2 separate regions of the Homo sapiens genome follow, and region 2 is linked to region 1. A link is an interaction called in ENCODE POLR2A ChIA-PET data of the cell type or tissue named here. Cell type or tissue: endothelial cell of umbilical vein. All regions are shown on one strand. Links, peaks and the distances in the headings refer to the core of each region. The heading gives the core; the rest is flanking DNA.

Region 1 (4,398 bases), core at 148-4,147:
CTGGGATTACAGATGTGAGCCACCGCGCCCGGCTCTGGTATGTGAGTTTTAAAAGTTGATAGGCATTGCTCAATTTCCCTTCAAAAAGATGATGTCAACTGGGTGCAGTGGCTCATGCCTGTAATCCCAACACTTTGGTAGGCCGAGGCGGGCAGATCACCTGAGGTCAGGAATTCAAGACCAGCCTGGCCAACATGGCAAAACCCCATCTCTACTATAAATACAAAAAATTAGCTGGGCATGATGGCGGGCGCCTGTAATCCCAGCTACTCTGGAGGCTGAGGCAGAAGAATCACTTGAATCTGGGAGGTGGAGGTTGCAGTGAGCCAAGATCGCACCATTGTACTCCAGACTGGGTGACAAGAGTGAAACTCCATCTGAAAAAAAAAAAAATAGATGATGTCAAATGACACTCTCAGCTCATCACTATCACCTCCCCATCACAACTGTACTTCCCTACCCTGCCGAGACTCCAAGGGCCAGCGTTTCTGTCCCTCCCTTTTTTCCCTTGTCCCTCTGTTCCTCCATTGCATTCATTTAGCAAAAGTTCAGTCCTTGTTAAGCCCAACTCTGCATCTACTCCAGCTTGTGCACAGCAGCGGAACACAGCAGGAAAAAAAACATACAAAATGTTCACTTTAAATGTTTGACCCCAAATCTGTAGTGACACTGAGAACTGCTTAGCAACCAGCCACGTTTCTCAAGTTTTTTCACTATCTTAGTCTCCAAAATGACTATTCCACTCCTTCTCTTATCTCCCCAGGTCTCCAACACTCTTCCCTTCCACCCCTACTTGCTCTCAATTGATGATCTCACTAAAAAACAAAAGCAATCAGGAGAGAATGGCCCTCTTTTTCCCAGGATGAATGTAACGGCCTATTGGCATCTAAACCACAATGGACATATCATCGCTGTGCCTCCACTGCCCATCTGATCCTGTCCTCTCCTGCCTAACTGGACCATGCTCTCACAGTGATCCCCTCTGACAACTCACAAACTGCTGTCTCAGCCTGAACTCCAGCCTCTTACACCCACCTCCTAACCCAATAACTCCATTTGGATGACTAATAAGTACCTCAAACCTGACATGTGAAAACAGGATTCTCACCTCCATACCCCTGCCCCCCACCTTGCACCCCATCTTCCACAGCTCAGTAAATGGCTCCAGTGGCACTACCCTTTACACTATAGCTTGAACCAAAACCTTGGTGCCATCCTTGACCCTCCCCTATCACACATCCAATCATTCAGCAAGTCTTGATTATTCTACTTTCAAAATATGTGGAACCCTACATTTCTCTCCATCCCCACTGATACCTCCATAAGACCCCCATCATCCCCGGTCTAGACATCTGCAACAGTGTTCTACAGAGTCTGCCTGCTTCCACTCTGACCTTCCTACCGCCTATTCTGAGCAGAACAGCCAGGGTGATTTTTTAGAACACAGCCACAGGATGACACTTCTCTGCCTGAAATCCTCCATTAGCTTTCCTTCACAGAATAAAATCCAAACTCCTCACCACGCCAAGAAGGCCCCCATGCTCTGACCCTTCCCCTCGTCTCCTCGCCTGCTCCACTCCACACTGGCCTTCTGCTTCTGGCTCAATCATGCCAAGGTCATTCTGCTTTGGAAACTCTGTGCTTGCTGTTCTCCAGCTGGAAAGCTCTTCCCTTGGATCACCATGTGCTGAGCTCCTTCACATTATTCAGGCCTCAGAGATCCCCTCCCCAGAGAGGACTTTCCAGACCACTCTACCTCCAAGAGTGCCTCTGTCCCCCTCCACTCCAATTCCCTACTTTATTCTTCAGGGTACTCATCACTAGCTGAAATTATATTTCCTATTCATCTGTTTATTGTTTATTTTCCCACTGGGATGGGAGCTGTATGAGCTTAGAGTAGCACCTAGCACACAGAAAATGCTTAATAAATCTTTGTTGAATTAATAAATATTTCATGATAAAATTTAAAAAATTTTTTTAAATGTAACCACATGTATAACTGGCATGCTCTGGCATACTTGGCAAACAAACATACCCATGGAGAAAGACCAGAAGAGAACAGAGAAAAATAAAAGTAGTTGCGATTGGAAATTTTTTTTACTTACACCATCCTATTTTAATGTTATGCTGTTGTTACAATAAAAAACAATGGCTTTTCTGTCCTAAATGAAAGATGAATGAGGACCCATCAGCGCCAGAGGGTCACTACTCTACTCACGAGTTGTGAGCAAGAGAAAACCAACTCCTGACACCTGGGCGCTGGCCTGGTACTATCAACCAGTCCTTGGTGCTCTCCTTTCGAACATCAACATCAACACCAGACAAGGCCACTCTGTGACCATGATGGATGAAGACAAAAACAAGACCACTCTGCAATACCTGAACACAGACAAAACATGAACATTGTCCAAGCCACAAAATACCAAACATCCTCCTCTCCCAGCTAATGAGTGACTATTGCTTCTTCTTCAGTTTCAGCTTTGGCACTGCTTTAATCTACTCTCCCTATAGATACGATTTATTAAAATACCAAATGACAGAGTTGCCCATTTCCTGACAGCATCTAATCCAGAGTAAAGTCCCCAAATCACTACCACAGCCCAAATCCTATATGGGCTCACCCCACGGTGCCCTTTGGTGTGCACTCTCCCTCACAGCAATAAGCAATAAGCTCAACTTGTTCGACTGTAGGTGTGTTCCTAGTTGTGTTTCGCTGGAGGGCACTGACAACTGTCAGGACACCAGTTACCATTACAGGCCATGGTACACGCAGAAGTCATAGGAGCCTAGTGGGAAAACTGACCCCCGGATATAATCTCAGTGTTGGTTCTCTGAATACATTCCCTGACATCAGCTGATTTTCTTGTCATCTGCCTCTTTTTCCTAAAAGTTGGGTGAATGGGAAAAAAAAAGTCTACTTAATTAAATGCCCCAGTGAATAATGTTACAATCAATCCAGTATGCTTCCCTACCATTGCTGAAAGTCACCCTGAGCGCAAGGTCAGAATGGTGCTGGAGGACTGAATCATAGGCAGGGCCTGAGGCAACACCATTCGAGTACTTTAAGCCACATGTTCAAGCCCAATAAATTAGGCCAGGTTTAAAGAAGTCAAGCTGTACATATGTAAGAATTTTAATAAGCTTGGAAAATGCTACCTAGAGCTTATGCACAGGCTTACTGTACCAATGGGATTCCCTGCCACCAGCCACAGCGTGCTAAGCCCCTAACAAGAGCTGTTGAGCACGTGGGGCAGCGGGGACAGGGAGTCTGCTTGGTCCAGGTTTCCTTAGGAGTTGGAGACTCACAGCAGAGGCTGGCAGCCAGATGGATAGAGAACAGAATCGGGCATGCAGCTCAGTGGAGCCAATGACATTTACTAGGAAAACATGCCGAAGGTTTCTTTGGTGCAAATCTGGTCCTCACACACCCTTCTAGAAACTAGCAAACACTGTAATCAATGTCTGCATTTATCAAATGCCTGTTTGTACCCAGAACTGTGTTGGGTACAATAGAGAGTTATTTAAGCAAACATGGTCTCTGACTTCTAGATGCCGACACCCAATATAAATAAAAACAATAAATCTGTCCAAAGGATTACCAAACTAACTGAACAAACAAAATAGTCAAAAGCATTTACCTTTTACAAATGCAGTGGTGTAATAACTGAAGGTTAAGTCATGGGAGATGACTCTCTAAACAGGGTGGGTCCCTAATGGAACAGTTACCTTGTTAAAGCTGACTTCCAAGGGGGAGGTCAGGTTTTAAGAAAAGGTTCAGGATCTGGCTACTGGGCTGGAGAAAAATAAGCCAGTCAGGGAAAAGGGTGCAGCCTGGGAGATGACTGAGAGATAGAAATTTAACTGCAGGAAGAAAGAAAAATTACCAACGGCCCAGAAAAAGTCAGGGAAAATAAGTCAAGCAGGTACATCTTCCTCAACCAGTTTTATTCATGCCCCTTTCTGATAAGTATAAAAAGCTCAGGCTGGGCACAGTGGCTCATATCTCTATTCCCAGCACATTGGGAGGCCAAGGCAGGAGGATCGCTTGAGGCCAGGAATTTGAGACCAGTCTGGGCAACATAGCCAGACCCTGCCTCTCCAAACAATGCAAAAATTAGCTGGGCATGGCACATGCCTGTAGTCCCAGCTACTCAGGAGGCTAAGGTGGGAGGATCACCTGAGCCCAGGAGGTCGAGGCAGCAGTAAGCCACAATCATACCACTGTACTCCAGCCTGGGCAACAGAGCAAGACCCTGTCTCAAAAAATAATAATCAATAATAAAAGGCTTACACTCTCTTTTAATGTTATTTGAAATTTCAAAAGAAACTACATATCCTAACCAACACCATACCAAAGCAATAGTGGTTTCAGAATTTGTTTTCCAAGTAACACAAACC
Region 2 (4,398 bases), core at 123-4,122, 300 kb after region 1:
TCTGGCAGTTCTACTCCTAGTTACTTACCCGAGAGAAATGAGAAAATACATTTACCAAAAACCTTGTACAAAAATGTTTATACTAGCTTTATTTGTTGGTGGTGAGTTATTATTATTTTTTTTTTTTGAGTCAGTGTCTCACTCTGTGGCCCAGGCTGGAGTGCAATGGCACAATCGCGGCTCACTGCAGCCTCAACCTCCCAGGTTCAAGTGTTCCTCCCACCTCAGTCTCCCAAGTAGCTCGAACTACAGGCACATGCTACCACATCTGGCTAATTTTTTAATTTATTTGTAGAGATAGGGTTTCACCATGTTGCTTAGGCTGGTCTTGAACTCCTGGGCTCAAGCGATCCTCCCATCCAGCCTCCCAAAGTGCTGGGATTACAAGTGTGAGCCACCATACCCAGCCTATACTAATTTTATTTGTAATAGCCAAAAACTGGAAACACCTCAAATGTCCATCAAAAAGGAAATTGATAAATAATGGAATGCTACTTAGCAAGAAAGATGAATAAACCACTGATACATTCAGTCATATTATGCTACATGGCAGAAGCTGGTCATAAAAAGTTATCTACTGTATGATACCATTTATATGAAATTCTAGAACAGACAAAACTAACCTGTGGTGATAGAATTCAGATCAGTGGTTGCTTCCGGAGATGAAAATGGGGATTGACTGGGAAGGGGCTAGAGGAGACTTTCTGGGATGTTAACAGTGTTCTGTATCTTAAATAGCCTAATTCAGACTTCTTTTATAAAGCAGAAAGTATATTGGGGATTATTACCATAGAGGTGGTTTGCTAACTAAGCATTATCTTTTCCTTATGAACAGTGACTTTGAATATAGATTGTATTAAATATTTTATTCATTTGGCAATCTACACATAGAATTTCTTTCTTTCTTTTTTTTTTTTTTTTGAGACAAAGTCTCGCTCTTGTCCCCCAGGCTGGAGTGCAATGGTATGATCTCAGCTCACTGCAACCTCCACCTCCCGGGTTCAAGCGATTCTCTTGCCTCAGCCTCTCGAGTAGCTGGGATTACAGGAGCCTACCACCACTCCCGGCTAATTTTTGTATTTTTAGTAGAGACGGGATTTCACCATGTTTGCCAGGATGGTCTCGAACTCCTCACCTCAGGTGATCCGCCCCCCTCGGCCTTCCAAAGTGCTGGGATTACAGGCATGAGCCACCGTGTGCCCTGCCCTTTTTTTTTTTTTTTTTTTTCCGAGATGGAGTCTCGCTCTGTTGCCCAGGCTGGAGTGCAGTGGCCAGTCTCGGCTCACTGCAACCTCCGCCTGCCACATTCTCCTGTCTCAGCTTCCCTAGTAGCTAGGATTACAGGCATCTGCCACCACGCCTGGCTAATTTTTGTATTTTTAGTAGAGACGGGGTTTCACCACATTGGCCAGGCTGGTCTCAGAACTCCTGATGTCTCAAGTGATCCACCCGCCTCGGCCTCCCGAAGTGCTGGGATTAGAGGCATGAGCCACTGCACCTGGCCTACATACAGAATTTCTTTATTTATTATTGTTATTTTTTGAGACGGAGTCTTGCTCTGTCGCCCAGGCTAGAGTGCAGTGGTGCAATCTCGGCTCACTGCAAGCTCCGCCTCCCGCGTTCATGCCATTCTCCTGCCTCAGCCTCCTGAGTAGCTGGGACTACAGGCGCCTGCCACCACGCCCAGCTAATTTTTTGTATTTTTTTAGTAGAGACGGGGTTTCACCGTGTTAGCCAGGATGGTCTCGATCTCCTGACCTCGTGACCCACCCGCCTCAGCCTCCCAAAGTGCTGGGATTACAGGCGTGAGCCACCGCCCCCGGCCCAGAATTTCTTCTTATTTTCAGACAGAATCTCTCTCTGTTGCCCAGGCTGGAGTGCAATGGCGCAATCTCGGCTCACTGCAACCTCCGCCTCCTGGGTTCAAGTGATTCTCCTGCCTCAGCCTCCTGAGTAGCTGGGATTACAGGCACCTGCCACCATGCCTGGGTAATTTTTTTTTTTTTTTTTTGAGATGGAGTCTCGCTCTGTTCCCCAGGCTGGAGTGCAGTGGGGCAATCTCGGCTCATTGCAACCTCTGCCGCCAGGGTTCAAGCGATTCTCCTGCCTCAGCCTCCCTGGTAGCTGGGATTTCAGGCACCTGCCGCTGCACCCAGCTAATTTTTTGTATTTTTAGTAGAGACGGGGTTTCACCTCGTTAGCCAGGATGGTCTCGATCTCCTGACCTCGTGATCTGCCCATCTCGGCCTCCCAAAGTGCTGGGATTACAGGCGTGAGCCACCGCGCCCGGCCCCCAGAATTTCTTAAGAAGATAAAAACTCTGGGCTAAAGTAGCTACACTAAAACTTATGTTGTCATTATGGGGCACTTGTGCTTTTGGCCATAAGTGAGTACTGGTTCTGGAATTACCCTCCCACTGTACACAACTAGAAAACCGGACAAAAAAAGATGCTACAACTGTTTTCAGACATTGGGCAACAGCTACCACAGGACTGTGATTCCTGAGAGAAAGGAAACAACTCTATTTTGGTTTTATGCCAAGAGGTAATTTTCAGACCATGGTGCAAAGAGAGGACACCCAAACATAGTCCAATAGTCTTGCTGAGTTGAGGAGATGTAGACCAGAATTTGGAAAGGCCAACAGGACTAGAATTTTTTTGCTAGGACAGAGAGGAGGGAGTACCGGAGAGGAGGGACCTCTGGAGAGAAAGGACTCTAGAAATTTACATAGCTGAATACCAATCTGTGCATGCAATGGGTAAAGCTCCAAAAGGCTAGTCAAAGAACAATTGTAAGAATGCTGTTAGCCAAATAATTACTAGAGCTCTCATGGGGCCAGGAATTGTTGTTTAATCCCATTTAGCCTTCTAACAAATGTTAAAAACTGATCTGTAAGCAAGTGAACTGTCAGAACAAAATTCAACCTTCTTCAAAAGACTACAACAAAATCCAGCACTCAATATGAAATTACTAGACATGCAAAGAAACAGGAAAGTGATTCAGTCAGTAGAAACAGACACAAGTGTGACAAAGATGATGGAATTAGCAGATTAAGACATAAGACAATCGTTATGAATGTGCTCAGGGATTTAAAGGAAAACACAAACATGAGGAAAGAAATGGAAGATATAACACAGAATCAAATGAAACTTCTAGAAATGAAAAATACAGTATTTGAAATGAAAATTTCTTTTTTTTCTTTCTTTCTTTTTTTTAATAGAGACAGGGTCTCCCTGGGTTGCCCAGGCTGGTCTCGAACTCCTGGGCTCAAGTGATTCTCCCACCTTGGCCTCCCAAAGTCTGGGCTTACAGGTGTGAGCTACCATGCCCAGCCTGAAATGGAAATTTCACTGGATAGGATTAATAGTAAATTAGATAGTGCCAGTACTGCAGAAAGAAAGACCACTAAACTTAACTCAATGCAACAGAAACTCCAGAATGAAGCACAGAGAGAAAAGTGACTGAAAGCAAAATAAACAGAGCCTCAATGACTGGTGAGACAACATCAGGCAGTCTAACAAACCTGCAACTGAAGTCCCAGAAGTGGAAGGGAGGAGAAAGAAAGATAGTTATGGAAATAATGGCCACAATTTTTTATGGTAATTGTTTTTGTAATTAAAGACTGTCTTATGTCAGCCATAAGAGAAAATTATTTCACCTGTATCATTTAAGATGAATTATATGAACAATTATTAGATTGGAGCAGTTATTTGAATTCATAGCAAATAATTGTCTGAAGAGATTAACATTTTCAGCAGGAAGAATAGAGAAGGAAAAATAAATGTTGGATTTGTGGTGAGTAGAATACTAGAACTGAATATTACAATTATTTGTTATATTGTCAGTATGAATTGGTGTATATCTAATTACAAAAAAGTATTATTGTACCAGTTTGTAAATGTTTGATTTGACCTTATTTGCAATAAAAGTAAATCAAACATTAAGTAGTAAATATAAGCTATTGTTAGAAATGCTTGTTCCCTGGTGCTGTAAAGGATAGCACTTGAACATAAATTTAATTTCCTCAGCAAGGCCATTTTTACTTTCTGCAGAAAGGGTACACTTGCCAGCAGTTTTGCCACAAGAGTACACCGAACAAAGGAGACAGGGTCATTTATAATCTGATGCGTCCACCCTACTGCTGTGTCCGGTTTCCATTGGCTGGAATGGGACCTCACATTCTGTATTTGTCCTGATTGGCTAGCAACTTAGAACTTTTTAAAAGAGGCAAAGGCAGAGGAGAACAAAGGAAGGAGGAAGTAACTTGTGGAATGCTGAGAAAGGTAAAAACACCTTCAAATAAGGAAGAGGAACAGGCTATGACCTAATGCTTGCTTGGACCAGTGTAAGTATGCCAGGGCAAATATTTAGGCTAAATTGTGGGAGCTAAGAACATAA

What was found. Peaks named below come from ENCODE experiments on the same cell type or tissue, not always from the same donor. Only the 100,000 strongest peaks of a DNase experiment are listed, where the experiment ranks them.
Region 2: POLR2A ChIA-PET joins it to region 1 with 9 read pairs; 5 of 35 experiments call an interaction of 5 or more read pairs at or near these places.

Annotation. Positions count from the first base shown.
Region 1 is chr5:134,910,671-134,915,068 of GRCh38, reverse strand. All of the region lies in intron 2 of PCBD2 (pterin-4 alpha-carbinolamine dehydratase 2), which reads right to left. Among named protein-coding and RNA genes, the nearest start is that of PCBD2, 7.7 kb to the right of the region's middle. In endothelial cell of umbilical vein, for the core only: no CTCF peak of the experiment used is centred there; no DNase peak of the experiment used is centred there.
Region 2 is chr5:134,612,961-134,617,358 of GRCh38, reverse strand. All of the region lies in intron 3 of SAR1B (secretion associated Ras related GTPase 1B), which reads left to right. Among named protein-coding and RNA genes, the nearest start is that of SAR1B, 18 kb to the left of the region's middle. In endothelial cell of umbilical vein, for the core only: no CTCF peak of the experiment used is centred there; no DNase peak of the experiment used is centred there; H3K27ac peaks cover 241 bases.